2 separate regions of the Homo sapiens genome follow, and region 1 is linked to region 2. The links are chromatin contacts, found by Hi-C or POLR2A ChIA-PET in ENCODE. All regions are on one chromosome and are shown on one strand. Each heading gives the region's core, a stretch centred on a gene start or an enhancer-like site at or near the end of the contact. The rest is flanking DNA. Distances are from core to core; before and after follow the strand shown.

What was found. Hi-C counts contacts between places; a loop is a spot of excess contacts on that map. ChIA-PET counts read pairs that join two places held with the same protein, here RNA polymerase II (POLR2A). Pooled maps may share reads with other maps.
Region 1: a map of endothelial cell of umbilical vein shows a loop between it and region 2 (12-fold over the local background). The contact joins two enhancer-like sites. A Hi-C loop is called at or near these places in 1 of 168 maps with a recorded cell type or tissue (endothelial cell of umbilical vein) and 4 of 50 pooled maps. POLR2A ChIA-PET finds 5 or more read pairs at or near these places in 1 of 52 experiments (activated CD4-positive, alpha-beta T cell).

The regions. Positions count from the first base shown.
Region 1 is chr4:123,417,064-123,419,965 of GRCh38, reverse strand. No RefSeq gene overlaps it. Among named protein-coding and RNA genes, the nearest start is that of SPRY1, 22 kb to the right of the region's middle. RefSeq lists an enhancer at 1,102-1,659. Within about 2 kb of position 1,370, at least 12 of the 41 ENCODE cell types and tissues checked have a DNase peak (open chromatin) inside an H3K27ac peak, as active enhancers do; they include endothelial cell of umbilical vein, where a contact is called at or near this core.
Region 2 is chr4:123,831,457-123,834,284 of GRCh38, reverse strand. All of the region lies in intron 4 of LINC01091 (long intergenic non-protein coding RNA 1091), which reads right to left. Among named protein-coding and RNA genes, the nearest start is that of LINC01091, 180 kb to the right of the region's middle. RefSeq lists a silencer at 1,557-1,851. Within about 2 kb of position 1,469, at least 15 of the 41 ENCODE cell types and tissues checked have a DNase peak (open chromatin) inside an H3K27ac peak, as active enhancers do; they include endothelial cell of umbilical vein, where a contact is called at or near this core.

The DNA.
Region 1 (2,902 bases), core at 121-2,620, 410 kb after region 2:
TGCAGTGGCGTGAGCCACTGCGCCCAGCCTAGTCCTTAACGTTTTTATCAAGAGTGCTGCCTACACATTTCAATTGTAGATGTATTAAAATTGAGATTACTCATTTTTTCCAAAGAATGTGGGAAAGCGATTGCCATAATCTCCTTAAGGACAAGGTCTCCATCATCCTTCCACCTCTAGTGCTGGGGCCAGGATGTGGGGCAGAGTAGGTGCTTGGTAACTGTTGAGGATTTAATGAATCAATCAATCAGTACTCCTACACACCTACCTTGTCACAGGTGGACACAATATGTTTCACAGAGAAGAGTGGTCTAAAAATATTTATTCCAAGTATTAAGGTAAACACCCTATCACTACCCAAGACACAATAAAAGGGCAATAAAACATTGTTTTCTACACGTTAAGCACCTGAAATCTTTTTTTTTTTAATTTGAGTTGGAGTTTCACTCTTGTTGCCCAGGCACTTTTGTTGCCAGGCTGGAGTGCAATGGCGTGATCTCGGCTCACTGCAACCTCTGCCCCGCTGGCTCAAGAGATTCTCCTGTCTCAACCTCCCAAGTAGCTGGGATTACAGGTGCCCGCCACCACGCCCAGCTAATTTTTGTATTTTTAGTAGAGATGGGGTTTCACCATGTTGGCCAGGCTGGTCTCGAACTCCAGACCTCAGGTGATCCACCCGCCTTGGCCTCCCAAAGTGCTGGGATTACAGGCATGAACCACAGTGCCCAGTCCCTAAAACCATTTCATAAGAATATTTGTGGCTAATGATTAAATGTAATGGGAAATAAAGCCTTTTTAAGCTGAAGCTATTTTAACAAACAGGAGAATTCTAGAGTTGAATTATGTGTAAAACACAAAAAGACCTTGAATAAATGTCAACAAGTTATGAAAATTGTTCACCTCATAAAACATATAGATTTACAGCCTGAGTCAAAATGCATGGCTTAAAATGACGCTGTTTCTCTAGCATCTTCCAGGGAGTGCTTTCTTGGTTACTCTTCAGTGTTTTAATAATACTCTTTTTTCTTCTGCTTTTTAAAACTTTTGTGCTGTCAGATATATATGATACTCCATGCCACCTTGCTAATGCTAAGACAGCTATTGTATCCATAAAACCACTGCACAGTGTCTAAATCAGGAGCTGAATATGTTCTTCTACCTTTTATCGGCTCTAAAAAATGCAGAGCAAACATTATCTATTGTTAATTACCTGTAAAGTAGGGCTTTAGCCACTTCCCCTGTTTCTAAGAGCCCTGAAGTGAAACCTAAAAGAAGTCACCCATTGTTTTCAATTGTGCAAGGGCCAGGAGCAAACAGGGCTCAAATTGCAGCTCTGAAAGGCCACAGGAAATTGGCATACCACTAATCTGCACTCAACTATTCAAAGAAACAAAGCCTGCATTCCTGCTGAAAAACTCACCAGCAGAAACCCAAGGCAGATCTGTTCAGTAAGGACCACAGAATAAATCTGCAGAAATAAAAGTTTTTAATTAGAGTGCCATGAGACCTGGCTCTAGTTTCCTAGCTCTGAGAGTAACACACATCGTTTAGATTTCTACGTAGTCTTCCCAATTTTCTCCAAAATGAGACTACATAATTAGAATCCTTCCTGTTTAATGATGTCAGCAGGGATGGGGTTGGAGGAGATAATAAGAGGTCAACTGTTCACTATAGATAGCTGAGTTATAATAAACTAGAGTACTGAAATAATAAAAATGTAAGGGGATTTAAATTTACTTTTGTGTATTTGGGCTTTAAACATTCCCTGTAAACACAACAACGTTGTTTCTAAAGCATAGGAGTTGAATACAGTTAAGAAATTGGCCAGATTATCTTTCATATGGAACAGAGCAATTTAAAATGAGCTTCCTATAACATTCAAGTATGAAAATAAGGATTGTTTTTTTCAACTGGATATTCCATCACAGCAAAAGTCATGAGCCAAACCCTGATGCTTCAGCTGGTTTGGCCCATCTGCTTGATCTTACATAGTGAGAGCAGAATGAACTAACAGAATCAGGGAGTTTAGGTTCTAGTCCTAACTTTATCAATAAATGTGAAAATCATAATCCTCCCTGTGTTAGATTTTATCTGCAAAACTAGGCTAATAACTTGGCCCCTCTTTCACTCGTAAGTATGTCAAAAGCCCAATATGTTATAACCTAGGTACTTACAGAAAATGTGTGCAATATACAATCTGAGATATTACTGTATTTACTAATAATAGTGCTTTGAGTGATAGATTCCATAATATTATAGATCTATCCCCAAGACCATTCAAAAGTATTTACAGCCATAGTACATATGAAAAAAAAGAATGTTTTGAGGGGTTTCATGCCTATGCCAAGTTCAGCAAGAAGAGTAAACAATAGTTTAGTATCCAGGAGAAAGAGCATTAGCATCTAAGAAGCTGGGAAGGGCCCTGGCATTTTTTTTTTTTTTACTTTTTTAATTACTCTTAAGGATACTTTGGACGCTTAACAGAGAAGACCAAGTGGTTTGCATTATCAATAACTAAAAATACATTAGTAAAATGAAGGAGGAGTTGATTCCAGGCATTTCCATGTCAGGCCTATCTATTTGGGATGTTATAGAAAGGATGCATTATTATATCCCGTGAGAGGTGAGCCAATTCCACAGCCTTGAACATCTGTCTCCTCTAGTGCCAGAGGTTTTACTGCCACAATTCTTAAAATTAGTCTCCCCTGGAAACCTTAACATGATCAATGATATTACTGAAATTCTCTGCAGCAGATAATTACATATCTTTTTTAGAATTCTATTTACTAGTATTTGCTAGACAAAAATGACTTTAGGCAGGAGACACATCATGTCAGAATATATATTTTATTAATGCAGTGAATGGCCCTCTGGCCAGAAAAACAGAAGCCAAATATGGGCT
Region 2 (2,828 bases), core at 220-2,719:
CAGATGATACAATACAAGTCTCTAACGATCTCATAAACCAATATAAACACACAGATTCTGTACACTCAGAGCTCCTTTTCTTTCCTGCTGTGTTTATCCATAAAACCTATTGAAAGTGTTAATATTATTAGGAGGTAGCATCCTGGCACATATGATTTTTTCCTAAATCAGTGCATCTTGGGCAATGTTTGAAAAGCAGCACATAATAACCACAATTAAAAGACCAAAACTTAACAAGAGAGAAAAATCATTACAAAGACTTCATGGCATGTTCCTCAACTGTACTAGGTTGGTGAAATATTCTATACAGATGGACCCTAGGATACCAAAATTATATTTGTGCATTAGTCCTGTTCAAGGAAATACAAATCACATTTCAATGCAATAAAATAATTAACACCAGAGACTGTAATAGAATCAAATTTCACATAGAGCAGGGACACACAAGGGTAACATAGTGAAATGGTTAAATGCATGGATTCAGTACTCAAATACATGTTCCAGCTTGCTCTGTCACTAACTCTACCTTCTTAAAAGCCTACTATCTTCTCTGAATGCTGGTTTTCTTATCATTATGATAGTAATAATAATAGTATCAATCTTATATGTTTTGTGAGAATTAAAAGAGTTAATGCATGTTAAAGGCTTAGCTCAGTACCATCAAACAGGAAATGTACAATAAATCTTATTTATTACTGTTATTATCATGAATGGATGTGCCACCTTGAGCAAAGGGGATTTGAATGCTCAGAGAAGTAAAAGGTCTGACACTTAACAGGATACCTGATGTTATTTTTCCAAGAACCTATCTACACATGAGTGTTGAAGGAACCACTACTCCCCCTTCCCAAATTGCTGCCTCGGGAATATATTTAGAAACTAATTGTTAACAGTAGCAGCATATCCAAACAAAAAGGGCAATGACATAACTTTGACTCATTTCTGTACATTTATATAAATAATTCAACTAATGAGTGTCTTACAAGAAGAAAGAATGAAGATGACGCCACTGGTATGTAAAAATATTCATATCAACTCAGCCCCTTTTGTTAACTCTCAATAGCTACTGATTATCTGATTATTCCTTCTCATCTGTGTTTGGATGACTTCAAGGCACTTCCCAGCAAGTAAACTCATAATATTAAAGCAATGTTCTTTCCCAATTTATACCAGATTTCATCCCATCATATCAACAGCCCATATAGCCAAAGAAAGGGCTTTCTTACACATGGTTTCCATGGTGTTTATGCCTTTCTATCCTAAACAGACAGATGCATTAAGCAATGCATGTCAATCCCATTATGAGGCTGTGAAATGGGCAGAAGTTTTGTTACACACTCATGCAATCACACACATTGTGAACATCCTGTTTATTTGGCTCATCCTCTGATGATTGGCTGTGGTATATCAGCACATTACTGACAGCTGGGAATTTCTCCAGTGGAACATGCCTTTCCTATGACAAACATCCAACGAGCAATGGGAACATGTGTCTGCCCACTGTGCCCATACAAAGCAGCCCAGTTTCTCCAAATGCAGAGCATATTGGGTGCTTGGATTTTCTCAGAATGCCACCGACAGGCCCCTGGTGACCTTTAGGGGCCATATGAGATAATACATTCTTAGACTCCTATTTCCGGACTGCTTTGGGCAAGGTCAGGATGGCAAATGTCCCACTTCCACAATATCAGATGTTACGGTAATTCCTTTTAGCTAATGTGTAAGAGCAAAGGAATGCCTTCAAACCTCATCTAGGCCCTGTGGAATCTGTTGAAAATGCATGACAGCTGTGGGCTTTGGCGAGGTTGTCTGTGAATGTATGAGATTTGGAAACCATTCAAAGCTAGAAATAACTGTACAACTCATAACCCTTCACCACTGCTCACTCTCTCTCTCTCTCTCTCTCCCCCCTCTCCCCCCCCTCCGCCCCCCGTCATGTCATTCTCTCTTCCCATCACTCATTTCTCATGCACTGTATCTGGGTCACAATCTCATCCTCCTGACTCAAATGCATCATCACTGCTGGGAACTGTGGATAACATCCTCCACACAAAAAGATGGGAAAAGAAGAAAGAGGCAGGGGTGGCAGTGGGGGCAACAGAAGGATTTTAATAACGCACAAGAACAGGAAATTGAGAAAGATCTTTTTTTTCAGTATCCAACTGGGAGTTGAGAAGCAGCAGCAAACTCACACTTATTTAAAGGCCCATCTGCAGGTAGAATCATCCTCGGGTGCTCGAATGATGTGTAAAGGCACTTGTTTTCCTAAACCTGAATAATACTTTGAAAGGCTATGGCTATTTATACTTCACTTTTGAAACTTGTATGTGTATTTTATGCACCTCACCATTAACTCTCACAGCAAAAGAGTTTGTGAGTGACATTTTTGAGAAAAGTAGGATAATTAGGAAAAGGAACTGAGAGAAAAGGGGTCAAGCTCAAAAGCCGGCTTTTTATTCAAATGACTTATACCCAACTACACTATTGATTCTGACCTCAGAATTCCTACTCTTGAAATTTTGACTTAAATTATCATCTCCAGATTCAAAGACTCAGCAACCTGGTTCATAAACAATGTGACACCCTGGTAATCACTGGCTTTTTTCCTGTAACTTCTGCTACTTCTACATAGATTTAACATACTACCTCTTGGCACAATCAGGTTGTTCCAGCAGTTTTTACTTTCTAGTTAAACCCAGGTTTTTCACATGGTGGCTGTGGGTCAGTCATTGACCATAATGACTTTTCAGCAGTCTAAGCTAAGAGGCACATTATCCACAGTTTAGCCAGGATGGAGCTTTACAACTAATGAATTATTTTGGCAGTTA